Regions from separate parts of the Homo sapiens genome. Here all the other regions are linked to region 2. Evidence: read pairs that join two places in POLR2A ChIA-PET (ENCODE). Cell type or tissue: MCF 10A. All regions are shown on one strand. Each heading gives the region's core, and the rest is flanking DNA. Links, peaks and the distances in the headings are about the cores only.

Evidence for each region. ChIA-PET counts read pairs that join two places held together with the same protein. Peaks named below come from ENCODE experiments on the same cell type or tissue, not always from the same donor. Only the 100,000 strongest peaks of a DNase experiment are listed, where the experiment ranks them.
Region 1: POLR2A ChIA-PET joins it to region 2 with 15 read pairs; 12 of 35 experiments call an interaction of 5 or more read pairs at or near these places.
Region 3: POLR2A ChIA-PET joins it to region 2 with 37 read pairs; 27 of 35 experiments call an interaction of 5 or more read pairs at or near these places.
Region 4: POLR2A ChIA-PET joins it to region 2 with 17 read pairs; 26 of 35 experiments call an interaction of 5 or more read pairs at or near these places.

Annotation. Positions count from the first base shown.
Region 1 is chr1:15,762,422-15,769,737 of GRCh38, forward strand. It overlaps FBLIM1 (filamin binding LIM protein 1), which reads left to right. Exons shown (of 9, transcript NM_017556.4): 2 at 2,075-2,264; 3 at 2,543-2,812; 4 at 4,955-5,142; 5 at 6,107-6,209. The coding sequence starts at 2,563. Among named protein-coding and RNA genes, the nearest start is that of FBLIM1, 7.3 kb to the left of the region's middle. In MCF 10A, for the core only: no CTCF peak of the experiment used is centred there; DNase peaks (open chromatin) are centred at 2,130 and 3,560.
Region 2 is chr1:15,829,958-15,837,273 of GRCh38, forward strand. SPEN-AS1 (SPEN antisense RNA 1) reads right to left here. Exons shown (of 2, transcript NR_024279.1): 2 at 4,258-6,949. Among named protein-coding and RNA genes, the nearest start is that of SPEN, 14 kb to the right of the region's middle. RefSeq lists silencers at 4,912-5,141, 7,297-7,316 and enhancers at 5,031-6,016, 5,582-5,691, 5,882-5,931, 6,162-6,211. In MCF 10A, for the core only: no CTCF peak of the experiment used is centred there; DNase peaks (open chromatin) are centred at 3,534, 4,464, 4,984, 5,994 and 1 weaker place.
Region 3 is chr1:15,882,506-15,889,821 of GRCh38, forward strand. The region is part of intron 3 of SPEN (spen family transcriptional repressor); the gene reads left to right. Among named protein-coding and RNA genes, the nearest start is that of SPEN-AS1, 38 kb to the left of the region's middle. In MCF 10A, for the core only: a CTCF peak has its summit at 3,267; DNase peaks (open chromatin) are centred at 3,406 and 3,956.
Region 4 is chr1:15,946,916-15,954,231 of GRCh38, forward strand. It overlaps ZBTB17 (zinc finger and BTB domain containing 17), which reads right to left. Exons shown (of 16, transcript NM_003443.3): 3 at 1,376-1,582; 4 at 20-208. The coding sequence starts at 1,580. LOC124903855 (a long non-coding RNA gene) reads left to right here and starts at 3,016. Exons shown (of 3, transcript XR_007065486.1): 1 at 3,016-3,447; 2 at 5,355-6,130; 3 at 6,646-7,316. RefSeq lists enhancers at 1,610-1,719, 2,320-2,489, 2,981-3,768, 4,188-4,237, 5,481-6,680. In MCF 10A, for the core only: no CTCF peak of the experiment used is centred there; DNase peaks (open chromatin) are centred at 2,366, 2,846 and 5,686.

The DNA of each region.
Region 1 (7,316 bases), core at 723-5,722, 68 kb before region 2:
CCAGCTAATTTTTGTATTTTTAGTAGAGACAGGGTTTCACCATCTTGGCCAGGCTGGTCTTGAACTCCTTACCTCGTGATCCAACCACCTTGCCCTCCAAAAATGCTAAGATTACAGGCATAAGCCTCCACGCCAGGCCAAATTTTTGTATTTTTAGTAGAGACAGTGTTTCACCATGTTGGCCAGGATGGTCTTGAACTCCTGACCTCAAGTGATCGCCTACCTCCCAAAGTGCTGTGATTACAGGCGTGAGCCATCGGGTGGCCAGATCTGGGTTTTGATGCCTGCGCTCTGATATCCTCTAGGCACACAAAGAATGCAGACACCGGTCAGACGCATTGATAGTGAGCTTGTGAGCCAGCCTGTCCTGCCCTGGGGCTATCATCGCTTTCGTCCACCCTTGGCAGCAGGAAACTGCCCCTGGAGAGGGCCAGGAATCGGGGGGTGCCTTGTGGAAGAGGTGATGTTTGAGCTGGGCCTCTAAGAGAAAGCTGAAATTCACCCTGTGGGGGCAGGACAGGAAAACCATAGAAGAAACACTGCAAGGCAAGAGAGAGGACATAGGAAGGGCGAGTGGTCCAGGGGCTCAAAGAGGCTGAGGCTGCCGCAGTTGGACTTCATCCTGAGGTGGTGGAGAGCCATACTTTTTTTCTTTTTTTTTTTTTAGACAGAGTTTCGCTCTTGTTGCCCAGGCTAGAGTGCAATGGTGCCATCTCACCTCACTGCAACCTCCACTCCCACGGGTTCAAGTGATTCTCCTGCCTCAGCCTCCCAAGTAGCTGGGATTACAGGCGCCCGCCAGCACACCCAGCTAATTTTTGTATTTTTAGTAGAGATGGGGTTTTACCATGTTGGCCAGGCTGGTCTCGAACTCCAGACCTCAGGTGATCCACCTGCCTCTGCCTCCCAAAGTGCTGGGACAGAGTCTCACCGGGGTGCGATGGCTCACGCCTGTAATCCCAGCACTTTGGGAGGCTGAGGTGGGCGGATCACGAGGTCAGGAGATCAAGACCATCCTGGTTAACATGGTGAAACCCCATCACTACTAAAAATACAAAAACAAAATTAGCCGGGCGTGGTGGCGGGCACCTGTAGTCCCAGCTACTCGGGAGGCTGAGGCAGGAGAATGGCGTGAACCTGGGAAGTGGAGCTTGCAGTGAGCCAAGATCGTGCCACTGCACTCCGGCCTGGGCAACAGAGCAAGATTCCGTCTCAAAAAATAAAAATAAATAAAAAAAGACAGAGTCTCGCTCTGTTGCCCAGACTGGAGGGCAGTGGTGCAATCTTGGCTCACCACAACCTCGGCCTCCCAGGTTCAAGCGATTCTCCTGCCTCACCCTCCCAAGTAGCTGGGATTACAGGTGCCCACCACCACGCATGGCTAATTTTTGTATTTTTAGTAGAGATGGGGTTTCACCATGTTGGCAGGGTGGTCTCAAACTCCTGGCCTCAAGTGATCCACCTGCCTCGGCCTCCCAAAATGCTGGGATTACAGCTGTGAGCCACCATGCCCGGCCCATGGAAGGTTTTTGAGTAAAGGAGAAAGAGATTGATGCTCTAGAAAGATCAGGGTTAGGAGGTGAGACCAGAGGCCATGGAGCCTCCCCATCTCTCCCCTTGCCCCCTGCCCACTGCCCAGGCCTGAACCAGGACCCAGGTTTTGGAGATTGGGTGGAGTGAGAGAGTCTGGCACTAGAAAGCAAGCAAGGAGGGTGCTGGCTCATGTGCAGGGCTGAGAAAGGTCAGAGCAGAGCAAAGTGGCCAAGAGCATGGGCTCTGGGTTCCAGTGCCACCTCACCACCGTGTGACCCTGGACAGGTGACTTCTCTCTGAGTCTCGATTTCTTGATGTGTTAGGTGGGTGATGATAGTGCCTGCCCTGCAGCCACCTTGTGAGTGTTTATGAGTTAATGAGCATAACGTGTGAGTGTTTATGAGTTAATGAGTATAACATGCTCAGGGCAGAGCCGGTCTTGGTGAGGGCAGCTCTCACTGTGCCCTGCCCACTCTGCCGCCGGAGCCTAGCCCTGACGCCCTGGCAGATCCTGATCTGTTCTCTTTCCCTCCCAAAGCAGAGCTGGCCTGAACCTCCAGGACTTCAGCCCTTCTAGGAGAATCTGATCCCAGGTGAGGGAGGTCACTTGGGGTGTGGCCCAGCAGGCAGGCGGGACTCCAGACTGGGAACGGAAGTCAGCCCTGCTGGGGCTGGGAGCTGAAGCATCTGTTCCTTCCTCGCGGGTGTGAGACAAGGAAGAGTGATCATTGGTGAGGGCTGCCCTTTGCTCCCCTAGGTGTGCAGGTTCGGGGGAGGGGCAGTCAGGACTTTTGGGTCTCACCCCTGTGGCCAAGTTCCCTGGTGGGTCCTGTCTTCCCCAGCAGGACACCCCCACCCCTTCTCTGGCTGGGCTGGGTGCTGGACTGAGTTGTTGAGATGGTAGGGTGGCTGGCCTGTCTTTTTGGGAGGAGGGAGGCTCTCTCCTCTCGGGGGAGGGTGGCTGTGTGTCTGGGTGGCAATCCTGTGCTGTACCCCACTCTGTCCCTAGCCACACCAGGAGCTGAAGCCATGGCCTCAAAGCCTGAGAAGAGGGTGGCATCGTCTGTCTTTATCACCCTGGCACCCCCGCGCCGCGATGTGGCCGTGGCGGAGGAAGTGAGGCAGGCAGTTTGTGAGGCCCGGCGTGGCCGCCCCTGGGAGGCTCCTGCCCCCATGAAGACACCCGAGGCTGGCTTGGCGGGGAGGCCCAGCCCCTGGACAACCCCTGGCAGAGCTGCAGCCACAGTGCCGGCTGCACCTATGCAGCTCTTCAATGGAGGTAAGAGCTGAGGGGACTTTGGGGAAGACCACGTCAGAGGCAGAGGTGGGGAGGAAAGGGCAGGCTCCAGCGTCATTCATTCATTCATTATTCATCCTGACAAAATTCACACATCAACGGGAAACAAAAAGATGTGCCCCTTCTGGGTGGGCAAGGGAGCCCGGGAAATAGAGGCTAGATGTCAGAATTTCCGGGACATTTTCATGGGTTATTGGGATTATGGGAAGAGGATCTTGGGAGTGTGGGAACAAGATCAAACTTGCCTGGGAAGGGCTGTCCTGTCACTGGTCAGCATGGCTGGCTGGCCGTTTCGTCTGCCAATTTAATACCCTCAAGCAGAGCACGGGGATCTTGGGGTTCAGTCTCCCTGAAGTGAGATAAGTTTTAGGTGACCAGCTTGGTCATGCGCCTGGTCTGACTGCAGGACACAAAGGCTGGCCCCGGGCCCTGGGGATGCTGCCAGCTGCTTGAAGCCGTCTACACCGAAGGCTGCCATCTGCCATCTGCTTAGTACTTGTCCTCTCAGAGTCATCCTCGAGCGGGTCCAGGACCCCCTTTCTGCCCACCTGCCCTGTGGCCTCGGGTCCCCCTGCTTCTCTCTTGAATTCCTGCCCGCCCATCATAGCCTATGGGCCCTGCACCGGGAGGCAGGCACTGGGAGAGGCCACAGCACTCTTACTGCCTCTCCAAGACCTGGTTCCTGACTCCGTGAGCTCATCGGAGCCTCTTTCTCTCACTTCCGCTGAGTCAGCAGCAGCATCACCCGGGCCTGTACCAACACAGTCACTGGGTCCATTCCAGCACAGCCGCAGGCTCCCACCCCAAGTATCTCTGATTCAGCAGATCTGCCGTGGAGCCTGAGAATTTGCATTTTTTTTTTTCGAGACAGGGTCTTATTCTGTCACCCAAGCTGCAGTGCAGTGCAGTGCAGTGGTGTGATCACGGCTCACTGTAGCCTCAACCTCCCTGGCTCAAGCAATCCTCCCACCTCAGCCTCCCAAGGAGCTGGGACCACAAGCTCTCACCACCAGGCCCAGCTAATTTGTGTGTGTGTGTGTATGTGTGTGTGTGTGTATATTTTGAGACGAAGTCTCGCTCTGTCACCCAAGCAGGAGTGCAGTGGTGCGATCTCGGCTCACTGCAACCTCTGCTCCCCAGGTTCAAGCAGTTCTCCTGCCTCAGCCTCCCAAGTAGCTAGGATTACAGGCGCCCACCATCACACCCAGCTGATTTTTGTATTTTTAGTAGAGACAGGGTTTCACCAGGGTTGCCAGGCTGGTCTCAAATTCCTGACCTCAGGTGATCTGCCCGCCTCAGCCTCCCAAAGTGCTGGGATTACAGGCGTGAGCCACCGCGCCCAGCCTAATTTTTTTTTTTTTAGATGGAGTTTTGCTTTTGTTGCCCGGGCTGGAGTGCAGTGGCGCAATCTCAGCTCACTGCAACCTCCGCCTCCTGGGTTCAAGTGAATATCCTGCCTCAGCCTCCTAAGTAGCTGGGATTACAGGCATGCCCACCACGCCCAGCTAATTTTGTGTTTTTCGTAGAGATGGGGTTTCTCCATGTTGGTCAGGCTGGTCTCAAACTTCCAACCTCAGGTGATCTGCCTGCCTCAGTCCCCCAAAGTGCTGGGATTACAGGTGTGAGCCACTGCACCCGGCTTTTTTTTTTTTTTTTGAGACAGGTTCTGGCTCTGTCACCCAGGCTGGAGTGCAGTAATGTGATCTAAGCTCACTGCAGCCTCAACCTCTTGGGCTTAAGTGATCCTTCCACGTCAGCCTCCCAAGTAGCTAGGACTACAGGCTTGTGCTGCCATGCCTGGCTACATTTTTTTTAATTTTTAGTAGAGTTGAGGTCTCACTATGTTGCCCAGGCTGCTCTTGAACTTCTGGGTTCAAGCGAACTGCCTACCTCGGCCTCCCAAAGTGCTGAGATTATAGGCATGAGCCACCGTGCCTGGCCTGAGATTAAGTTTCTTGCCTAAGGACACACAGCAAATCAGTGGCAGAGTTAGACATGGAACCCAGGCCGGGGTGATCCCGACCGGGGCCCTCAGCTTCCCTCTGTATGGCCATGTAGGTAAGTAAAACCCTCCCAGGTCCACCTGGGAGGCTCTGACCAGCCCTCTCTCCTCCCCCATTGCAGGATGCCCACCCCCTCCTCCTGTCCTGGATGGTGAGGACGTGCTTCCTGACCTGGACCTCCTCCCACCCCCTCCACCGCCCCCTCCAGTGCTTCTGCCTTCTGAAGAGGAGGCTCCTGCTCCAATGGGGGCCTCACTCATTGCAGACTTAGAGCAGCTGCACCTGTCCCCGCCCCCGCCCCCACCACAGGTACTGCCTGCCCCCCGACCCCCAGCAATCCCTTGGTCCCCTTGGTTGGGGCACGGGGAGTCTGGGCCTTCTGGGCATTCAGGGGTTCTAAACCTGGACTTTGTCTGGTGCATTCTTCTGCTCGGGGGCAGTCCCTCTTTGAAGCTCTCAGAAGTCCCTATTTAGGCAGGTAAAAATTGGTTAAGTGTTTCAGGGTCCCTGGAGAGGGATGCCACTGCCTCGCTGCTGCACCTGCCGCAGACACCTCCTTCAGCTCTGAGGAAGACGTTTCCCTGAGTCCGACCTAAATCCCTTAGGCTGCATAGGAAACCTGGATTTTTGTTTGTTTGTTTGTTTTTGAGATGGAGTCTCGCTCTGTCACCCAGGCTGGAGTGCAATGGCATGATCTTGGCTCACTGTAGCCTCCACCTCCCAGGTTCAAGCGATTCTCCTGCCATAGTCTCCTGAGTATCTGGGATTACAGGCACCCACACCATGCCTGGCTAATTTATTGTGCTTTTATAGAGACAGGGTTTCACCATGTTGGTCAGGCTGGTCTCAGACTACTTACCTCACGTGATCCGCATGGCTCGGCCTCCCAAAGTGCTGGAATTACAGGTTTGAGCCACTGCACCTGGCCAGGAACCTGTTTTTTAACCCTGGGCCCTTAACAGAGGCTGTGTAGAAATGGGGGGCGTCACAGGCCAAGGGCTTAGTCCACTTCAGTCCAGCATCCATGGGGAAGCCTGGTTGCAGGAGAGTCCTTCTAAGTAGGACAAGGAGCAGTGGCTGATTGAGGGACCCCAGTCAGCTGCCACTGTGACCTTCCTGCTGAGAGACTTACGCAGGTCCCTTGCTTCCCTGGGCCTTGGTTTCCTTCTCGGTACAATGCGGCTAATTGTACCTGTTACCACCCAGATGAGGAACAGAGCTGGGAGGGCTGCATGGGGTCCCACTGGATGACTCCCCGTCTGCATCCCCACAGGCCCCAGCGGAGGGACCTTCAGTCCAGCCCGGTCCCCTCAGGCCCATGGAGGAAGAGCTGCCACCTCCCCCGGCAGAACCTGTTGAGAAAGGGGCATCCACAGGTAGGTGCACAGGGCTGAGAGGATACTGGGGTGATCTCATGGGGCCAGCATGGGCTTCCAGGTAGAAACCAAGAGAGTGAGGACCCCTCTTCCCATCCCCACCCCAGCTCATGTTAACAATGATGGGCTTTGTAGTTCGGCATCCATTTAATTTGTATTGCTTTAGCCTTTTTCCCTTTATACCTAAATTCTATTTAAAATGTTAGTCTGCAGTTTGCTATGATAGCAAAAATGTCTTGAATTTTTTCTCACTATTTTATTTTCTGAACACCTAATGCCCTCACACAGTGCAAAATAAACAGCATGAGTGGGGACACAGTGAGAAGCCTGCAACCTGCCCCATCCCCCTACCACCCGGTTTCCTTCCAGATGGGTGTCCTCTGTCATTGAGCTCTCATGTATCCTGCCAAAGACACTATGCACATACGAGCAAATACAAATATGTGTCCACCTGCTCCCTCCCCCCATTTTTCCATAAGTAGCAAACTAGGCTCTTCTGCTGTTCACTTTCTTTCCTTCGTACATCTCAGAGCTGGTCACACATCAGAATATAAAGTGGCTCCTGGCTGAGCGTGGTGGCTCACGCCTATAATCCCAGCATTTTGGGAGGCTGAGGCAGGTGGATCACCTGAGGTCAGGAGTTCGAGATCCGCCTGGCCAACATGGTGAAATGCTGTCTCTACTAAAAATACGAAAGTTAGCTGGGTGTGGTGGTGTGTGCCTGTAATCCCAGCTACTCGGGAGGCTGAGGCAGGAGAATCTCTTGAACCCAGGAGGCGGAGGTTGCAGTGAGCTGAGATTGCGCCACTGCTCTCCAGCCTGGGTGACAGAGTGAGCTTCCGTCTCAAAAAAATAAAAAAATAAAATAAAATAAATAAACAAAGTGGCTCCTGGCTGGGTGTAGTGGTTCATGCCTGTAATCCCAGCACTTTGGGAGGTCAAGGCAGCCAACAATCCCTTTGTCCTGAAACTGCTGTCCAGAATTCCTTATTTATTTATGTTATTTATTTTTATTTTTATTTTTTTAGACAGAGTCTTGCTCTGTCACCAGGCTAGAGTGCAGTGGCGCGATCTTGGCTCATTGCAACCTCCACCTCCTGGGTTTAA
Region 2 (7,316 bases), core at 1,454-6,453:
ACACTGATTTCCTTCCTCTATTTCATATGTGCCAGTCATGCTTGCTCCTCCCTGAAGGTGTTTTCATTTACGATTCCCTTTGCAGTCTCTTCCCTAGATATCCACGATTTGCTCCCTTAGCTCCTGCAAATCTTCATTCATAAATTATCTCTTTGTTGGGGCGCCATGTCACACACCTGTAATCCTAGCACTTTGGGGAGATGAAGCGGGAAGATAACTTGAGCCAAAGAGTTAGAGGCTGCAGTGAACTAGCATTACACCACTGCATTTCAGTCTGGGTGACGGCGAGACCCTTTCTCTAAAAAAGTACAAATAAAAGTAAAACCATCTCCTTCTTGAGGCCTATCCTAACCACCTCATTTAAAATTGCAAGACTTGCTTCATCTCTATTATCCTTCACTGTATTTTCACTATAGCACTTGCCACTTTTATTATTTAATTTCCTTATTGTCTGTCTCCCTTCTCCTCCACCAGGGGTAAGCTCCATGAGAACAGGGATCTTTGCTTTGTTTTTATTCAGTGATGTACCTAAACACCGGTGACAGGCTCTGGCACATTGTTTGATGCTCAAAAATTGTTAAACAAGTAAATTAAAATCCTGAGTTTTCAGAGTCTTTTTGATATATTGTCTAACTAGGCCACTATACCATGATGCCAACATGATAAATCTACAGGTTTCATATAATCTGCACACTTGTCAGGATAGAATTTTGCTTTGGGGATGACCATTTTGTACTCTGGCAGGACAAACAAATGTTGGATGTCTCAGGGGCTTTGTTTACTTTTATAGATGTGTTTCTATTTTTCTTCTTCTTTTGAGACGGCGTCTCGCTCTGTCGCCCAGGCTGGAGTGCAGTGGCATCATCTTGGTTCACTGCAATCTCCGCCCTCCCTGGTTCAAGCGATTCTCCTGCCTCAGCCTCCGGGACTATAGGCGCGTGCCAGCACGCCTGACTAATTTTTATGTTTTTTAGTAGAGACGGGGTTTCACCATGTTGGTCAGACTGGTCTGGATTTCCTGACTTCGTGATCTGCCCGCCTCGGCCTCCCAAAGTGCCGGGATTACAGGCATGTGCCAGCGTGCCTGGCCATGTTTCTATTTTTCTAAGTATACTGTTGCTGCAAGGATTTGTTCCTTGAACTCCAATACTTCTGAAGTACAGGGAAGCATTTTATAACCAACTCTCTGAACGTTTTGCCTCAAAGGAGAAAAAATTATTACACCGTGTGGGAGTGCTAACTGCAGCCAAAAATATTTTGAAGGACTTCCCATATTACTAAAGTCTCTAAAGAACCTCATTTATCTTTACTAGGAAAAAGTTATTGCTGTTTTAAATTCTCTTCTATTCCAGAATTTGCCTTGAGAAGCTGTTCTTTCCTTGAACAATGGATTAAAAAAAAAAAAAAAAAGAACAAATCCAAAGGCATGGGCAAAAGGGGCCTAGTCCACACCATTTACTTTTTTTTTTTTTTTTTTTTTTGAGACAGAGTCTCGCTCTGTCGCCCAGGCTGGAGTGCAGTGGCACGATCTCGGCTCACTGCAAGCTCCGGCTCCCAGGTTCACGCCATTCTCCTGCCTTAGCCTCCCGAGTAGCTGGGACTACAGGCGCCCACCACCACACCCGGCTAATTTTTTTTTTTAATTTTTAGTAGAGACGGGGTTTCACCGTGTTAGCCAGGATGGTCTCGATCTCTGACCTCGAGATCTGCCTGCCTCGGCCTCCCAAAGTGCTGGGATTACAGGCGTTGAGCCACTGCACCCAGCCCAGCCCACACCATTTCTATACTGCCTTGACTGTCTTAAGAATCTGGGTGTAATCAAAGTTTTGGTTAACATCTACCCTCTTTTAGGGAACACAAATGTGGTACAAATTAATTCAGACACCTCAGTTTTAGAGTAAGAAAGAAAAACTACATGAACAATGAATTGGCAATTCTGGAATTCACTAGTCTGGTCTAGCTTGACAAACACAAATGAGATACAGGACTACATAAACAAAGGCCTTTTCACCTCTAGGGCAGATCATGAAATTGTGGTGATTCAAAATCTGTTTATTTGAACATGGTTCTCTGCATATTTAAAGTTCACTAGTTCCAACAGTGTTTGGGTTTTTTCGGTTTAGGAAGCTGGAAAAAGTCTTAAGGTCGATATGAGGATGGGGGAGGAGGTTAGCTCTGGATTTCTGTTTAACTGTTTTGCAAATGTACGCCATTGGTCATAAGGGAGATGTTAACTGTGCAAACACCACCCACTCTTTTTTTTTTTTTTTTTTTTGAGACAAGAGTTTCGCTCTTCTTGCCCAGACTGGAGTACAATGGCGCGACCTCGGCTTACCGCAACCTCTGCCTCCCAGGGTCAAGAAATTCTCCTGCCTCAGGCTCCGGAGTAGCTGGGATTACAGGCATGCACCACCACGCCTGGCTAATTTTCTATTTTTAGTAGAGACGGGTTTCTCCATGTTGAGGCTGGTCTCCAACTCCTGACCTCAGGTGATCCGCCTGCCTCGGCCTCCCAAAGTGCTGGGATTACAGTCGTGAGCCACCGCGCCCAGCCACCACCCACTCTTTAAGAAAATACAAATCAACGCCATTTTTTGTACAATAAAAGTATGTGCTTTCTGTGTTAAATGTAATGGTTAAAGGTATAAAGCATCTGTTTTGGGCTCTGTCGCCCAGGCTGGAGTGCAGTGGCACGATCTCGGCTCACTGCAAGCACCGCCTCCCGGGGTTCATGCCATTCTCCTGCCTCAGCCTCCCGAGTAGCTGGGACTACAGGCGCCCGCCCCCAAGCCCGGCTAATTTTTGTATTTTTTTTTTTAGTAGAGACAGGGTTTCACCGTGTTAGCCAGGATGGGCTCGATCTCCTGACCTCGTGATCCGCCCGCCTTGGCTTCCCAAAGGGCTGGGATTACAGGCGTGAGCCACTGCGCCTGGCCCAAAGTATGTGTTTTATAAATAAAAATGAACCCCAGGAATTAGGAGTGTTTAAACAGACCCTTCTAGTCTGTTCAAGTGCTGGGCAATCATTCTTCGAATCTAAACTGCCCAGCTAATTAGAGCCATAATAATTTACCTGAGTTATCAGGCTACTGTAACAGATTCCAAATTTCCACTAAAACTAATAGTTTTACACTATTTCATTTTCATTGTGCAGACAAAAAAGAAAAAAAACACAGCATTTAAAAAAAAATTCTGTAAGCTCTCACCGCCAAAAGGAAGGATAGGCCAGGCGCGGTGACTCACGCCTGTAAGCTCAACACTTTGAGAGGATCTCTTGAGCCTAGACGCTCAAGACCAGCCGGGGCAACATGGTGAAACCGTCACTACAAAAGGTTAACTTAGCCCAGCGCCAGGCACGGTGGCTTATGCCTGAAATCCCAGCACTTTGGGAGGTCGAGGCGGACGGATCACTTGGTCAGGAGATGGAGACCATGCTGGCCAACATGGTGAAACCCCATCTCTACTAAAAATACAAAAATTCGCCGGGCGTGCTGAGGCGTGCCTGTAGTCCCAGCTACTCCCCGAGGCGGAAGTTGCAGTGAGCCAAGATCCACTGCACTCAAGCCTGGGTGACAGAGCGAGCCTCCTTCAAAAAAAAAAAAAAAAAAAAAAAAAAAAGCCCAGCGTGGTGATTCGCGCCTATTCTCAGCTATTCAGGAGGCTGAGGTGGGAGGATAACCTGAGTCCAGGGAGGTCGAGGCTGCAGTGAGCTGTGATTTCGTTACTGCAAAAAACAGAGACCTTGTCTTAAAAAAAAAAAAAAAAAAAGGATAGTTGATGTCAAAAGATACGGTATAAAAATTTAAAGCTCTATGCAGTGCTTTTGGTCATAATGAAACTAAATTATTTGGAATCCAAAAGCCTCTTCTCAGATATTTCTTTCATCTGGAAGCCATCAAATCCTGATCGATTCCTTCAACAGATGTTCTTTTACCTTTTCATCCTATCATTATGAGCTTTACCTCCTGTTACTGAAATAACTCCCTATAATTATACATAGTAAGAATATAAAGGGCTGGCTCTTCTATGTACTCACGCTGTGAAGAAAAACTTAAAAAAAATTAAACAAAAAAACCTTGTACGAAAGCAAAGGAAGAAGACAAATTTAGCAGCAGTTCTCTTGAATTTCCTGGCTTTGTTGATTTCGAACCACAAGGTTAACATTAAAACACAAAGACTCACATTTAAATATTTCTTTTGAAATCAGAAAAACAATAGCTCTTTGAAATGACGCTGGAACGCACACAATAGATTCTACTGGGTCAATGTATTATTTATATACTCATCTGAACTTTCAAAAGAAGTTAAATGGGAGATATTCTCAACAGGCAAAAATAAGATATTCCAATCTATTGTTCAAGTTTATGGCTCCGATATAAATAATGGGCTATAAACCCGTATCTGGAAAACAGTTGCGCAGTGCGTGCTTAATGGCCAGCCAATGAAAACCAACGTCTCATTCTACTCCGTCTTTCAGCACGTCAAGGACATCCCACTCCGCCTTTTTTTTTTTTTCTTTTTAAAGAGGCCAACCGCTGGGGACACCTGGTTTTGGCACCTTTATGAGGCCTCCCAGCAGCACAGGAGCTCTAAGGGGCACGCTCTGCAGTTGAGCTATTTGCAGAGCTCCATGATCGCTCAAAGCCGAGCACGCGCACGGGTTTGCTACTGGCACCAGCACAAGGCTTTAGACAGGCACTTCCCACGGCTGAGTTCTAGGCATCCCCTTTTTGAAACGTGTTCTCTCCACCCTGCAAGGGTGGGGTGAGAAATCTCACTTTCGAAGGGCTTGCAAGGAGGAAGAGAGTCGGCGCCTTGCGGATTCCCCGGCCGCGCTTCAAGGTTCACACGCCGCGTGGCAGCTCGGATGCAGCCCGGTTCCGAGGCGGTCGGCGGTCGAGACTGGGGCCTCGAGCCGAGAAGCGAAGAACAAAGCGGCCGCGTTAGCCCGCCGCCCCGAGGGACAGCCCGGGCGCGCCCGCCGCTCCGCCCACACCCCGCCCCTCGGCCGCGCGAAATGGCGGCGGCCGCACCACAAAATGGCAGTCGCTCGGTCGCGGAGAAGCACCTGCTAAATCCCGTGACTCCCTCCCCCTGCCCTGCCCCGCTAGCGCCAACGTCGTTCTCCCCGCCCAGGCGCCCCGGTCTTCCCACGCCGCCCCGCCCAGGGGCAACAGGGTCCGGAGCCCGCCAACAACGCGGCGCCTTTGTGCGGGCGCACGCCACCTTTACTCAGCCACACGGGCCCCTCTCCGGGGGGCTTTTTCTTAAAGGGGCAACCGCTGGAAGAAACGGAGCACCGCCGCCCGGGACGCCCCTCAGGCCCGGGGTTACTACGGTTTCCCCAACTCGCAGCGTTAGCGTCAGGCCACCAAAGTGAAGATGGGTGGTGAAAGGACCACAGAGCCCGATAGAAGAGAAAACCTAGGAAAAATTAGTGAAAGACGCCCCCAACCAATGCTTTGGCGGCCACGCTGAGTCCTAACGTACTGAGCCCACTCGACGGGGCCCGTGCGCACAGGCGGCTCCAAAGGGCGGGTTTCGGCTTTCCTTCCACCTCGCAAAAGTCCAGTGAGCGCTCTAGGTTTCTCATGGCTACCCCCTGCCCTCTCCCCGTGCTGGGGAGTCTCGGGGGCTGAGCAGTGGCAGAGGGAGGAGCGGCTGCCGCGGTCCCTGTGCTTTTTCTCTGGCGTGAGGGTCTCAGTGGCCTTGGGCTCTGCTTGGGCCGTGGCTTGAAGGTTGGAGGTGTCGCGGTGCGCTTGGGTTTTTTCGCTTTCTTTCAAACGCTTGCTTCCTGGCGCTCCCCACCCCCCAGCGTCCCTTTGGCTCCATCTTTCCAGAAACTTCTCTGAGAAACTCAGCAAAAAGCATCCAATTTCGCCACTGCTTCCCCCTCCGCGCATGCGCGAGACGCCAAGCGGAAAGCCTTTGGCGCGCCGGAGTGTGAGAGTGGTGCGTGAGCGCGCGCGCGCTCGCCGTGCGGGGGCGGTTCTCTCTGACAATGAAGGGAAAGAATTCCCCCTCCCCTCAACATTCCGTCCTCGCGCAAGCGCGTCGGAGCCACTTCCTTGGCCTTTGAGGGAAGGGGGAGGGGTCGTCCCGAAGCGCGCTAGTCGTGTTTCCGCGCGCCTGCGCACGGGGCCGTTTTCGTCTCGCTGTGTTGTCCGCGAGTCTTTGCTGTGAAGTGCGTCTGAACAGCTCGCTTGTGCCCGACCTACTTTTTCCTTAAGGCCCACTCGCGGAAACTAGTTTCTTGTGGGGTTATCGATTCTGTACCCCGAGTTTCCTGGAGATTAGTCTCCCCTTTGTGCCCCGGGGATGAGGCTGGACGGCGTCGCGCTGGCTTGTCTTCCACCCCTTCCCGCGCCATGTTTGGAACGGCTGTTGACTGGATCCCGTGTGGAGTGTGATGGAGCCTTCTCGAAACGGGAAAACAGTCCTGGCCGAAGGCTTGGGTGGTGCCTGGGCCGGCTTATATTAGGCACTGCGTAGAATGTTTGCTCACTAAGCCCAAAGAAAGGTGTCTTTTTTTTTTTTTTTTTGAGACGGGAGTCTCTTGTCATCCAGGCTGTAGTGCAGTGGCGCAGTCTCGGCTCACTGCAACCTTCGCCTCCCGGGTTCAAGCGATTCTCCTGCCTCAGCCTCCCATGTAGCTGGGACTACAGGCGCCCGCCAATACGCTCGGGTAATTTTTGTATGTTTAGTAGAGATGGGTTTCACCATGTTGGTCAGGCTGGTCTCGAACTCCTGAGCTCAGGTGATCCGCCCACCTCGGCCTCCCAAAGTGCTGGAATTACAGGCGTGAGCCACCGAGCCCGGCTTTGCCCCCAGCCTGGGAACGGGGTCTTGCTGTGTTGCCCAACTGTTTTGGAAGTCCTGACGTCAAGAGATCCTTCCGCCAGGGCCTTCCAAAGTGCTGAGATTACAGGTGTGAGCCGCCACGCCCGGCCTTTAAAAAAAAAAAAAAAATCAAAATGGTTTTAAAAGGTGTCATTTTCATTGGAACGGGGTGGGGCTCCTAGTGCCCGCCACAGTCCTCCACTCAGGCCGGCGGGGCGGGCCCTGGCCTCGGCCTCGGTGCGTGGGTGCAGAGGGCCTAGGCCGCAGCTGCTTCTCCCTCTGCCGAATTGAGCTGGGCGGTGGTAACCATAGTGGACCGCACTTCCTCTTCGTTCAGTGCCTCCCCTCATTCTTGTCCTTTAGGGGTGTGGTGGAAATTATTACCAGGGTTATGGGTTCTTCAAAATACAAAAAGCCAAACCAAAACGAAAAAAAACCCTCTTGTGTAATGAACTTCCCCCGCGTGCAAAATTCGG
Region 3 (7,316 bases), core at 1,067-6,066, 52 kb after region 2:
AAAAATTAGCCAGGTGTAGTGGTGGGCGCCTGTAATCCCAGCTACTATGGTGGCTGAGGTGCGAGAATCGCTTGAACCTGGGAGATGGAGGTTGCAGTGAGCCAAGATCGTACCACTGCACTCCAGCCTGGGCAACAGAACAAGACTCCATTTCAAAAAAAGAAAATTCTTATTTGCCATGAGCCGAGGAATGCACAGGTACTAACTAGATGGTGTGGACAGCTGACGCAAACTGGGCATATACAATGGGACACACCTGTACTAGGATGAAAGGCACAGCCTAGAGGGCTGGCAGGTGTTGGGTAATGCTCAAGTTTCAGAGTGATGGCAGAAGAGTAGGTTGGTAGGCCCTCATGGCTCTGCTTGGCAGCATCACAGGCCACAGCCCCCCTGGGGCTCTTGGTTCCCCCAGGGTCCAACCAAGTCTGAGTCATGGGGCTAGGATGAAGTTTCCCTTCCCTCCTCAGCAGGAAACCCCCTTCTTCCCAGAAGAGAGAGGGGAAAGGAGGCAATGGGTGACAGGGTCACTGCACCCACCAGAGATTGGAATTTTAGAGCAAGCTTTCTTCTTAAATAGATTTTAAAAATTAGAATGAGCTGATTTTTAAAAAATGTATTTCTCACATTTTCATTATATAGTTGTTACATTATTAAAATTTACTTTGCATTGTCATAAGCTAGAAGATATAAGGGAGAAGCTTGGGAACAGGAATGGGGGAAAGAAAGACACACACACAGTTCCTGGGCGGGGAAGCAGACATGTGAAACCCTTTGTGGTGTTTGCTTAAAGTAACAAGGAAAGCATATAGAAGAACTTCAAGTAACCAAACTTTTCAGCTCTTCTGCCATGTTAAGATATGGAAAGTCTTATGTCTCTCTCTTCTCCAGTGTGTTAGCTTTGCATTAGAACGATGTACTTTTTTTCTTTTTTTTTGAGACAGAGTCTTGTGTTGTTGCCCAGGCTAGAGTGCAGTGGTGTGATCTCGCCTCACTGCAACCTCCACCTCCCGGGTGGAGCAACTCTCACGCCTCAGCCTCCTGAGTAGCTGGGACTATAGGCATGCGCCACCACATCTGGCTAATTTTTTGGCTAAATGGATTACATGTGTGAGCCACTGTGCCCGGCCTAAAACAATTTACTTTTTAATTGAAAGGGAAATGAAAGTATTTCTTATTACTGATGGTATTCTTTGCACAACCTGTCTGTATATTTTTTTTTAATTACATATGCTGAGTAAAGTATATCAAAAGTTATCTATAACCCTATTACTTTTTTTCCTAATGTTAGACAATTTAAGATTCTTTTTTTTTTTTTTTTTTTTGAGACAGAGTCTTGTTCTGTCGCCCAGGCTGGAGTGCAGTGGTGTGATCTCGACTCACTGCAAGCTCCGCCTCCTGGGTTCACGCCATTTTCTTGCCTCAGCCTCCCGAGTAGCTGGGCCTACAGGCGCCCGCCACCCCGCCCGGATAATTTTTTGTATTTTTAGTAGAGATGGGGGTTTCATCATGTTAGCCAGGATGGTCTCGATCTCCTGACCTTGTGATCTGCCCGCTTTGGCCTCCCAAAGTGCTGGGATTACAGGCATGAGCCACAGCGCTCGGCTTGTTTTATGGGTTAACAGTAATTAGAATATTTAATGAATTCTGGATTTTAACAACAGATATAAGGTAATAAAAAGGAATATGACCCTTTTAACTTAAAAAAGCATGAAAGTCTGCAGTCTAATAAGAAGCATTTTTTTTCTGTAAAGACCAAATCTGCAAATCATGAACAATTTAGATATTATAGTTTCTTTCCTAGAGGGGGAATTTTACTCACATATCCTTTTGTCTTTTCTTGAGGAGATTTTGCAGTTAACTTATTTTAGTTAGGAGAAATTATTTTCTTCCAAGTTCAAGTAGAAAATTTTTCAAAAATGCTGTCATTTTTGTAGTCTTGTGAAAGAATGTGGATGAGGCTATAAAGGTGAGGAAAACCATTAAGAATGGTGGCATTGTATGTATCAAAGTGACAATGTACCTTCCATTTCTCTCTCTCTTTTTTTAAAAACAGGTATGTGCATTCAGGTGTCAATTGGGAGAAGGAATGCTAATTTTATTACCTGGCTGTACAGTTTCTTATGATACGTGGCATGTGCTGGGAACTGCCAGACATAGCAGCAGTTTTAAAATATATATGAAGTAAAAGTCAATTCCTTTCCTTTTCCTTTTCCTTTTGTTTTTCTTTTTCTTTCTTTTTTTTTTTTAAAGGCAGAGTCTTACTTCGTCACCGGGCTAGAGTGCAGTGGTGCAATCTAAACTGACTGCAACCTCTGCCTCCCAGGTTCAAGCGATTCTCCTGCCTTAGCCTCCCTAGTAGGTGGATTACAGGTTGTGCCACCAGCTAATTTTTGTATTTTTTAATAAAGATGGGTTTTCGCCATGTTGACCACCCAGGCTAGTTTCAAATTCCTGGCCTCAAGTGATCCACCTGCCTCCGCCTCCCAAAGTGCTGGGATTTCAGGCATGAGCCACTGAGCCTGGCCTAAAAGTCAGTGTTTTAAAGTATTAAACAAATTAATAATTAGTGATCATTTTTCGGTGATGATCATAGAAACAAATTTGTCTGATTTATTATCCAAAGTTACCTATAATAATGAATAGGCAAATAATTTCTGGATTCAGTGGTAGATATAATTTTGTTTTGTAGCTTTGTGATTCTTTATTTTTTTTTTGAGATGGAGTCTCGCTCTGTTGCCCAGGCATGAGCCACCACGCCCAGCCCATTCTTTGATTTTAATTAGTTTGTTCTGCTTCGTTATTACTTTTTTAGATCGTCTAGAGGTTTCAAAAGGGAGAATTTCTTGCTGAAAATTAGTGTTATGATTAAAACATATTCATTGCTTTGGACCTTTCCAACTGTTACATGAAGTTTCTTTTTAAGCATACAAGAGGAAGTGTACGTGGAGTTTCTATCTTGACGTTTATAATTATTCTTTGTGATGGACTCCTGTAAGAGCCAATTAATGGTTTTATTGACTGTGTATGATTAAGTATGCTCTTTCCTTAAAATATGTGTATCTAAATTCTTTAAAAAGTTACCTACTTGGAAGGGTTAGGGAAGAAAAAGAACAGCAGGCATATTAGTGTCTGTAATACTTGAGAAACATTAGGTCGTGCCTCATTTTGAGCGGCTCTCTTAAATACTTTACAAAAGAATAAGCATTTGCTTGTTCCCTGCTTAATGCTATTTTGGTACTGTTTAGCAGCATGGAATAAATGTTCAGCAGTGTGTGCTTTGGACAAGAAATACACCAAAAAAACCCTTTTTTTCCCATCAGTGGCAGACAAACTGCAGAGGTCACTGAAGAGCCCACAGTTTGGAAACACATTATTTTTTTTGGCTCCTGTATTGCTTGCATCGTTTGTTATTGTGCAATAAGCAACACACAACCTTCTGTTTTAGGGGGTCATATTAGCCAACCAAGCCTTTTTTGTGCTAAATATGGAAATGGAAGAGTACTTACTTAATTGTTCTGGTAGGCATAGCTCTCATAATGGATACCTGTAAATAGGTCTGTTTCCTTTCTGGATTTCCTTTTTTGGTCAAATACAGCATTTTAGTAAAGTTTTGTTTTTTTGTTTTTGTTTTAGATGTGTAGGTGTTGTCAGCTGCAGGGTCTTGTACAGAATAGGCATTCCATTTTGGAAACAAGTACTGGGCTGACCCATATTGCTGAAGTGGGAACCTTGCTTTTAGTTAGGATGCTCGACTGCAGAGGAATGAGAACCAGGTAGCCTTAGCTCTGGAAGCAGATGAGAAGCGCTCATCTGGGCAGCCCCTGCGTCTGAATATTGTGGGGGAAAATAGGAACTGTTGTTTGTGACTCGAACCAGCCTAAACTGGAACCATCCAGTTTGAGTTGGCTGCTTGCCACCTCCCGGAGGCTTCCTTGTTTTGCCAGAGTTTCTCCACAGCCCTCAGTCCAGGGGCGGGGCGCAGGGACCCGGCTGCTGCGTGGTGACTGGGCCAGGCGGTGGGAGGGGCAGGACGGCTGTGCCTTAGTGTTCCTGGAGAGGAGGATTTCAGATCTAGCCAGGGTGAACGCCCGACTGCAAGCTGGTACAAACTCTATTTTTAATACATCTTTCTGTTATTAACCCTTGCTTTAATGGTAACTTTTAGTCTTCTACCTTTTAGAAGCTACGGCTTCTGTAAAACTGCTTCTGCACTGCCAGTGCTTGGCCACATCACAACATGGTCAGCATTTGGTGACAAGGAGTTTATTACCAAAGTCCCCAGGAGCGTTGCTTTTAGTTAGGTTAGTCCATTTGAAATAAAGAACTGTCCCTCTCACCCCTTCTCATTCTTACCAATTAGGTTGTACTGAGGTTTTTTATTTTGGTTTCTTAGGTGGAAGGAATTAAAATAGGTTTTGGTGGCAAAGTTGTGACATGACATGATGTCTTGTGGGTTTTAATTTACTCTGGATGATTGATTGGTTGATTTTTGAGATAGGTTCTTGCTCTGTCGCCCAGGCTGGAGTGCAGTGGTAATTTGCACATTTGCAGCCTTGACTTCCTGGGCTCAAGCTATCATTGCACCTGAGCCTCCCAAGTAGCTGGGATTACAGCCACACACCACCACGCTGGGCTAATTTTTGTATTTTTTGTAGAGATGGAGTCTCACTGTGTTGTCCAGGCTGGTCTTGAACTCCTAGGCTCAAGCTATCCGCTTGCCTTTGCCTCCCAAAGTGCTGGGATTACAGGTGTGAGCTGTGCCTGGCCTGAATTTTTTTTTTTTTTTTTTTTTTGAGACGGAGTCTTGCTCTGTCACCCAGGCTGGAGTGCAGTGGCACGATCTCAGCTCACTGCAAGCTCCGCCTCCCGGGTTCACGCCATTGTCCTGCCTCAGTCTCCCGAGTAGCTTGGGACCACAAGCGCCCGCCACCACGCCCAGCTAATTTTTTGTATTTTTAGTAGAGACTGGGTTTCACCATGTTAGCCAGGATGGTCTCGATCTTCTGGTCTTGATCTCCTGACCTCATGATCTGCCTGCCTCAGCCTCCCAAAGTGCTGGGATTACAGGCGTGAGCCACTGTGCCTGGCCGAAAAAAATTTTTAATGTTGCTAAAAATCAGAAAGTCAAGCCTGGTCTGATGGTATGTTCCTGTAGCTTCTCTGGAAGTTGATGTGGGAGGCCTGGTGTTTGAGACATAGCAAGACCTCATCTCTTAAAAAAAAAAAAACAAGTCCTTCAGGTACGGTGGCTCACACCTGTAATCCCAGCAGTTTGGGAGGCTGAGGCGGGTGGATCACTTGAGGTCAGGAGTTCGAGACCAACCTGGCCAACATGGTGAAACCAGTCTCTACGAAAAAAATACAAAAATTAACTGGGCATGGTGGTATGGTGGACGCCTATAATCCCAGCTGCTCGGGAGGCGGAGGCAGGAGAATCGCTTGAGCCCTGGAGGCAGAGGTTGCAGTGAGCCAAGATTGCACCACTGCACTCCAGCTTGGGTGACCGAGGGACACTCCGTCTCAATAAAAACCCCAAAATTAAAAATAATAACAAGTAATTACGCAGATTAAAGTTTTAAATAACAAATTTTATTTTATTTTATTTATTTGTCTTTTTTTTTGAGACGGGGTCTCACTCTGTCACCCAGGCTGGAGTGCAGTGGTGCTGTCTCAGCTCACTGCAACCTCCACCTCCTGGGTTCAAGCGATTCTCTTGTCTCAGCCTCCTGAAAACAACAAATTTAAAAATAAAAACTGCCATGTCAAATTGTATTTGTTTGACTTGGAAGCAAACTATGTAAACTCTTTTTTTTTTTTAATTTTATTATTTTTTTTGAGGCAAGAGTCTTGCTCTGTTGCCCAGGCGGAAGTGCAGTAGCATGATCTCGGTTCACTGCAGCCTCCACCTCCCAGGTTCAAGTGGTTCTCCTGCCTTAGCCTCCCTAGTAGCTGGGATTACAGGCACACGTCACCACGCCTGGCTAATTTTTGTATTTTTAGTAGAGACAGGGTTTCGCCATATTGGTCAGGCTGGTCTCGAACTCCTGACCTCAGGTGATCCGCCCAGCTTTGCCTCCCAAAGTGCTGGGATTATAGGCATGAGCTACCACACCCAGCCAAAGTATGTAAACTCTTTTTTTTTTTGAGACAGTGTTTTGCTCTTGCTGCCCAGGCTGGAGTACAATGGCGCGATCTCGGCTCACCGCGACCTCCACCTTCTGGGTTCAAGTGATTCTCCTGCCTCAGTCTTCGGAATAGCTGGATTACAGACATGCGCCACCATGCCCAGCTAATTTTGTATTTTTAGTAGAGACAGGGTTTTGCCATGTTGGTTGGCTGGTCTTGAACTCCTGACCTTAGGTGATCCACCTGCCTCGGCCTCCCAAAGTGCTGGGATTACAGGCATGAACCACTGCGCCCGGCCAATCATTTTTACTTATGGTAAAACTTTACTCATTGCAGTTTAGGTGATCTTGTTCTTTCCTTATATCTCTTTTGGGGTGTTTGTACTTGGAAGTTCTCTATGGTCATTCTTAGAAGCCAAGGCACAAATTTACCTTGCCCCAAACAAGGAATCATGCGTGTCCAGAAATTAAGGAAAATGTAGGAATTCTCATTTTAAAATAAACATTAGCATTTTCTTTCTTTCTTTTCTTTTCTTTTTTTTTTTTTTTTGAGACGGGGTTTTTTGCTTTTATCACGCAGGCTGGAGTGCAATGGCTTGATTTCGCCTTGCTGCAACCTCCGCCTCCCAGGTTCAAGCAGTTCTCCTGCCTCAGCCTCCTGAGTAGCTGGGATTGCAGGCATGTGCCACCACGCCCAACTAATTTTAGTATTTTTAGTAGAGATGGGGTTTCACCATGTTGGTCAGACCGGTGTCAAACTCCTGACCTCCAGTGATCTGCCCACCTCAACCTCCCAAAGTGCTGGGATTACAGGCATGAGCCACCGTGCCTGGCCAACATTAGCATTTCCTGGAGTTCAGAATTAGCTGAGGTTTTATTCTTTATACAAGCACCCCTCTATCAATCTGTGTCTTAGAGTACAAACTGAATTGGCTTCAAAGGGTAGTCTTGCTGTCCATTCCTGTGTGAGAAAATGGAAAGAGCACTCTCTGGTCATTTACTTACTTATTAGTTATTCATTAAGTTATATGCTACTGGAGTTTACTGGTGCTAGAAATTATGATATCTCTATAGAACACCTTTTTTTTTTCCCCATTATTTGAGATGGAGTCTCACTCTGTTGCCCAGGCTGAAGAGCAATGGCGCCATCTTGGCTCACTACAATCTCCATCTCCCGGGTTCAAGTGATTC
Region 4 (7,316 bases), core at 919-5,918, 120 kb after region 2:
GCAGCTGCCAATAACCTACCTTCTGTGGCCAAGGCCTCCGCATTTCCCCCAGGGCTGGTAGCCGGCTCAGCAAGTGACTTGAGGGCATGGCAGGCCGTGATGATGTCCTGCATTTGGAGGAAAGTGGCCACGGCCAGCACATCATCCACGTTCTCAGGGCTCAGGCTCAGCTTGGCCGTGTACATAAACTCCAGCACCTGCCCCAGGCCTACCAAGGACAGGACAGCTGTCACAGACCCACCTCAAGATCCGGCACCGGCAGCCTGCCCCACCACTCCACTCAGCAGCAGGACGCAGGGATTTAGGAACAGCTGAGTGGCAAGCCTGCATCGCCCCATCTCCTCTGTGGAGAGGAGGCAGGTAACCTGGGGGATCTCAGCACTACCAACAGCCCTTGAAAAGAAGTGCTCGCTGAGGGTCTGAATGCCTGCCCTGCACAGAGAACAAAAGGTGTGAACGCCCACCCTGCACAGAGGACAGGAGGTGTGAATGCCCACACTGCACAGGGAACAGAAGGTGCAACTGTCCGCCCTGCATGGAGGAGGATGGGCTGTGAATGCCGCCCATGCATGGAGAAAAGGAGGTGTGAATATGCACCCTGCACAGAGGACGGGGGTATAAATGCCCATCCTGCAGGGAGGACAGAGTGTGAATGCCTGCCCTGGATGAGGACAGAGGTGTGAATGCCCACCCTGCATTGAGGACGGATGTTGTGAACACCTGCCCTCCACACCCTCTTATTTGGCCGCTACACTTCACCAGTGGAGGACACTCCAACCTGACTTTCATCAGGGCTCTGCTACCAACTCTCTATCTGACTGACCTCCAGGCCAGTCACTGACCTCTTTGGGTCTCAGTTTCCACATCTATAAAATGGGAGAATAATACCTTCTCATGGCATGTCACGTCAGTCTGGGTTGGGAGTCTGAATCCAGGACCAGTTCCTTCCACAACCCCAAGGTCTTCCTGACACTGCTCCCAGCCCCTAGGCCTTCCCCATCACCTCTCCCCACGCTTCTAGTTAGCACTGGGGTAGATGCTTCAGGACTGACTCTGCCACGGAAAGGGGCCAGAGGGCATAGAGCCTGCCTACTCTCTGCCCCTCCCAATGAGGCCTTTCCTGTGTTCACTGCGGCCTAGAGCTCATCATGAGCCCTTCCTGCCCGTTCTCCCCTTACCACTCCACTACCAATCAAAACAGGCCCCCAAAAGGTGGGAGGAACTTAGTACTGAATTGCTCATGGCCTGAAGCCTGTGCGGGAGGCCTGTTGCATCCCACAGCCTGCAGGTGCTGCCCCTGGAGGGCCTAGCATGGCACAGGGCCGGCCATAGCTTCTGGCTATCAGCAAGCTCAGCCCCAGCCCTGACGGGGTACCTGCCGCGTTACTGATGTCCAGGTGCACCACGTCCTTCTGGTCCACGAAGAGCATCTTGAAGTACTCGCTGCAGGCCGCCAGCACTGCTTTATGAGCCTTAAAGTGAACACCGTCCACCACAAAGGTGCAGTCACAGAGAAGCCCCAGCTGCCGCTGCTGGTTCAGCTGTTCCAAGACATGCTGGCTGTGCTGGGGAAAGTCCATGGCTGAAGAAAGCCAAAGGGCGTTGGGGTTAGCACGGAGAAAGGACGTCAGACACGCTCAACAGTCACTCCTAAAGTCCCAGGCGAGCACCATGGAGAAGACAGAATTAAAACAAGTGAGGGCATTTCTGCCACAAAAGGGCAGTTCAGTCCAGATACCCCCTGCAAGCCAAACTCAACCAACTGGTGGCTCCTGTATTCCTGGGTTTACTGTCCAGGAAAAGTGGCCCAAACCAAAAAGCACTGGGGCACCAACACGAGGCAGCCGCCTCCGTATTCAGCCTGATAATAACATGAAAAAGCCAAAAAAGGGAACAAATACAGAACACTGAAATGTGTCATCATTTCAAAAATGAAACGACATGGTCACTTTAACATTTGTTACAAAAAGAATGCATGACAATCTCAGAATAAAGGACAGATGTTTCAATTGGACATGTTGGTCTTTAAGAAAACTTTCCTATTTTCTCATTCTCTCATGGACAGGTGAAGACAAGACGGTGTTTCATCAGCCAGTGTTGCAGAACTCGGCCCCTCTCAGGCTCTGCACGTACCCCATCCCCCGACAAAGCCTAGCTCTCCCTCTCTTTCTGATTCATGGGAACTACCTAGAGTTGCGGAGTCTTCTGACTCCAGAAACCTGTGTCCTGGTGGCCATCCCAGGAGAAACAACTTTGATCCTGACCCCAAGAGCTGCTGACCTGGCCACAACTTCTCTGTCAAGGGCCTCACTTAATGCCTGGAAATCCCACAAGTGAAAATGCTCAGGAAAATTCCATGGCCCAGTGCCGAGCAGTCTTGAACCGCACAAGCCGTGACTAAGTAACTATCTAAAACAGCTCTCCCTCCCGCCCCAACACCACCCAGAGTGGGCGTCAACATCAGCAATTGTCTAGGGAAAATAAGCGGGCCCTCTTTTCTAGAAAGAACCCATTTCAGAATGTTTGAAGAGAAAAATCAACACCCACTGTCTGGGGCCACATTAGACAGATTCAACTGGGCACGGCTGTCACGCCCTGGCCCAGGATCTGCTAAGGGGTAGTGAGTTCTCTGCCTACTCCTCCTCTTCTCTGAGGCCTGAGTCTGCACGGGGCTGGCTCCCCGGCTTCTGGGCAGGTGAGAGGGACACTTTGGGGCTCTCCGCCCCCAGTTTCGGCAGCTCTGCCCCGGCTCAGGCACTCCCCTGTGACATCAGCATCTTGGGGGGTGAATCACTGCCGCAGCTCTGAAGCTGCTGTGGCCATGCATGGCTGTCGGGCTGTGATGAGTCCGGAGGAAGCCACGCCCCTCACACCAGCACAGGTCGGCCTTGAAGGGCGCCAAGGCCTCCCACCACGTGATGTCTGGAAACTTTTCACAAGTGGGGGTATCTGCTGAGCGGGGGGAAGTGACGCAACAAATAACGGGGAGCATGGCAGTGGCAACAGGCATGAGCCACAGCGCACCAGCCTCCGAGCCACAAGTTCAGCGTTGCTGCTGCTGCCAGAGGCCCAGAAACAGCTGTTCCCTCCCCCTACACATCCCCGCGCAGGCTTTGGCTCTCTCAATGACATTCCTAAATGGCTGTGGCTAGAGCCCTAAGTGTAAGCACTGGAGAGCCAGGGCCAGCCCCGAAATCAGGAGGTAAGGCCCTGGGGCAGCTGGCCCCGCACCAAGTGCACCAAGTGGCTGGCAGCAGCACACGGCCACCTGGAGCAAAGCACAGAGGCCTTTCTCTCCTGTCCTCAGTCCCTGGAAGCAGCAGGTTCCTATCTGTGACCTGAAGGAACGCAAGGGAGAATCGTGGCTGCGCTGCTCCTATGCACTGGACATGGGGAGGCACCAATGTCCAGCTTGTGGATCAAGACCTGAAGGGCACAAAGGGCAAGGTGGGTGCAGAAGGAACCAAAGGCAGGGGCGAGGTGGGCCCAGGCCACGGCAACCCTAGAGCTGTCTTCTCCTGGCTGTGGAAAAGGTCACGTGAGCACACAGGTGTGTGGGTGGCAAGCCCTGGGCCTCAATTGCTAGTCACCCCCTACATACCCAGGAGCCCCAAGTGCAGAAGAGGGGAATACCAGGGCCCACACAGGGCAAAATCCTCAACTGGCTTCAGAAGCAGCCCATCTGGAACTTGCAAGTGAGGCCCAACCCTTCTCTCCAGGCTGTGTGCCTGGCTTCCTCACCTTCCCCAGGAGCCAACCCGAAACTTGAGCCACCCAGGTGCTAAAACAACCTGGGGAGCATCAGCTGAACCCCCAGAGGTACAAAGAACCCTCTAGCAGGAAAACCATCTGACTTGCCGGGAAGAGACATGTGAGGAGACTCCTAGCCAAGGGGAGGGACAGGATCAATCCCCTTGTGTGGGCCCAAGGCTGGGATGAGCCTCCCTGTGGCCATGTGCCCTGGGGCTTCCTGGCAAGCGCAGCCCCGCCCAGCCATACAGCTGTCCTGGGACTGGATGGATGGATGGATGGGTAAGCTAGATAGATTAGATAAGACACATTCGCTAGATAATAAAATAGTAAAGGCCCCAAGGACAGGGTGGGTGGTGGCCCAGCCCCCCACATACCACCACCCGCCAAGAGAGCAGCTGTGTGCCCATGAGCAACATTTTCCACCGTGCTGACTGCACTTTTCCAATGCAAGATGCCCGCCCAGAAGTGGGCTCCTCCCACACACGGGTGTTAGGAGGAGAAACAGAGGCGTCTATAATCCTCTGAGGCTGCCCCAGCAGAGAAACGCACCAAAAGGGAAGAAAACAGGAGAAATGATAAGAAGGGGGGAGGAAGAAGTGAAGATGGGCAAAGTAAGGGAAGGAAAGGAGAGAGAAGAAGGAAGGAAGGAAGGGAGAGAGGGAGGGAGGGAGGGGCCCTGTACCCACAGAGAGATCAGCAGCAGCTGAAATGCGCTTACCAGTACAATCTGGGACTGGCCTCCCAGGGGTGCAAGAGCAGCTCGAGGGGGCCAGGAGGGGGCGGACTAAGTGCTAAATGGTGTTACCCGCAGAACTGTGTCACTGTGGACTTTACAACCGAAGCCCCACCCTCACAGGGCAAGTGGAGCTCAGGGTCCCCCAGGCTGTTCCCCAGCCGGGAAGCTTTAACAGCCCCTCTCTCAAGGCCCGTGGCGAGACGGAGGCATGGCCGGCTGGGTCCTTCCCTCTGAGGGGCTGAGCTAGAACTAGGCAGTCCCCCACCTCCAACCCACGTGAACTGCTCTGGAGGGATCACCAGCCTGTATCCTAGTTCCCCTCTTATCTATTCCTCAGCGACAGGAACCCAGCAGGACGGCCAGGCTTGGAGGGACATAGGAAAAGGGTTTGGGAGCGAAGGGGTGTGCAGGTCCTAGGAACATATCCCCTCCTAAGTACGTGCTAGGAGGTGCTGTCTGGGGAGACGTTAACCACAGTAATCAGATCAACAGCCAGCTGCTCCCCATCGCCCCCAGATGTGCGGGAACACAGGGTGAAGAAATACTGTTCCCACCAGGCAGCCTGCCCCACCCCACCCTTGGAATACGGTGCCCATCGCTCAAGCACAAGTGTCAAGGTCTGTGGTCTTGTCTTCACCTTGCGTGATGGGCGATAAATATGTGCACTAGTTAAAGCAACTTCTAAGGAAGATCCTAAAACCTTAGAACCATAGAAAATGCCAACAGAACGAGACCACAGAGCCCAGCAGCCCAGAGTCCTCATTTTAGATGCAGACTGACCTGACCCCCACTCACAAAGTCTTAGCTGCAATCGGGCACCTTTTCCCAACACCTCTAGTCACTCAGTTTTTCTCCCTCACCTCAGGTGTCAGAGCTGGGATGCTGTCCTGATGACCAAAAGCTTAGGTGGACACAGAGCCCTGGGCTCCCTCACGAGGAATTCACTGGGGAACAAAAAAGTGAGGCACTGAGGACACCTGCAGTGTGAGTCCGGACAGGCACACTGACACAGCGGAACAGACGCGGCAGAACCGACACGGCGGAACGGACGCGGATGATGCAGAGCCCCTCTCAGGATGGCCAGCCATTCCTCCCCTGCCAGGGCCCACCACGCCTCCCATGGAGAGACGGTGTCTGTTTCCCTCCTGTCGGAATCTGGATGGCCCAGAGACGACTCTGACATCAGGATGCTGGGACTGTGCCAATTCCAGACCTAAACCTAAAGAAGCCTGGAAGATTCTGCTGTGGCTCCTGGGAATCCAGTCACCGAGCTGGAGGAAAGTCCAAGCTCCCGTGTGAGTGGGAGACACATGGAGGGGCTCTGGGGAGAGGGCACATGGAGAAGAGCAGAGAGGCCACTGACAGCACCAATGCTCTGTGGCGAGGGACACACTTTCCTGGACCTCCCAGCCCAGCTGTGCGCTGCTGCACGCACGGCCTCAACCAACACCTCGGGGAGCAAGCGACTGCCTGTCCACCCATCCAACTAAGAAAGACTGACTCACCGATGACTTATGCCACTGGGTTTTGGGGTGCTGTGCTGTGCAGCAGGAGATAACTGAGACGGACGGTAAAACCAGGAAGAAAAGGAAGTGATTCAGCCAAAGGTTCAGGATGACGGTTCTCTCTGGATGGGGGAGGGTAAGCAGGGGACTTCTGAGATCCTAGAAGAGTTCTCTTTCTTTACTTGGAGTCCCCTGGATTTATTACTTAAACTAAATGTGTATATTTCATATACATTTACATGAAAACATTCCAATTATTTAAAAAAATGTATTTTTTTTTTTTTGTAGAAGCAGGATTTCACCATGTTGCCCAGGCTGGTCTCAAACTCCTGGGCTCAAGCAATCTGCCTACCTTGGCCTTCTAAAGTGCTGGGATTACAGGCGTGTGCTACTGCACCCAGCCATTTTTCAAAAATTTTAATAAGAAAAAAGTGAGGTTCAGTTGCCAGACTTGATCCAGTCATGGCACAGAGTGTGCTGGCCAAGGCTGGGTTGCTCCCAACCACACTCCCGGCCATGCTCACCAGGGCTGCCTTGAGGCCCAGCGTGGCAGCGAGGGTCAGAGGAGCTAAGAGAGCCGCCAAGGCTCCTGCGGGTGGGATTTGGAAGGGCTGGCCCCAGAAAGCACAACCCATTGCATCTGTCTTGCAGTCCCAAAGCACCACAGACTGCTGAGTAAGCCAGGTTTCTGTTTGGGCCGTGAAATCCACTCTGGTGCCAAGTTCCATACTGCTGCCTCCACGACGCAGGGATTCCAGTGGCGGCTGAGCCCCATGGAAGCAGCAGAGCCTCCCGGGACAGGCCAAGCAGGACCTGGATCTGGGTTCCACCAGCCACCCGCAGGTGATCTCCAGCAAAGCTTCTCCAATGGCCAACAGGGCTAATGGTATGACTTCCTTTGTGACAGGATTAAATTAAGTAACATAGGTCAAGACCCTGTACAGAGCCTGGCATATCGTGAGCATGCAACAAACTACTGTTGCCAGGAAGCAGAGATGCAGATGATAGTTTCATTTTTTTAGGCCAAAGTCTTTATCAGATGGTTTCTATATACCCCTTTGCACTGGGCACATGGGGTACTTGACCTTGTTAAGAGGTGTAATCATAACCCATCACTCCTAAATGCAATCTGGAAGAATTCCAGAGCACAATTAGCATGAAGACAGGGAGGAAGTGATGGGAGGGGCACTGAGTGGAGAGACATCTAGAGCTATTGTCTCTGCCAGGAGGCACTTTATATTGAACAACTGTTCTGTTAAACCCCAAGAGTGCTCCCAGACAAAGGCTGGAGTGCATGCCCAGAGTGCTAAGTGGCCCCAGAG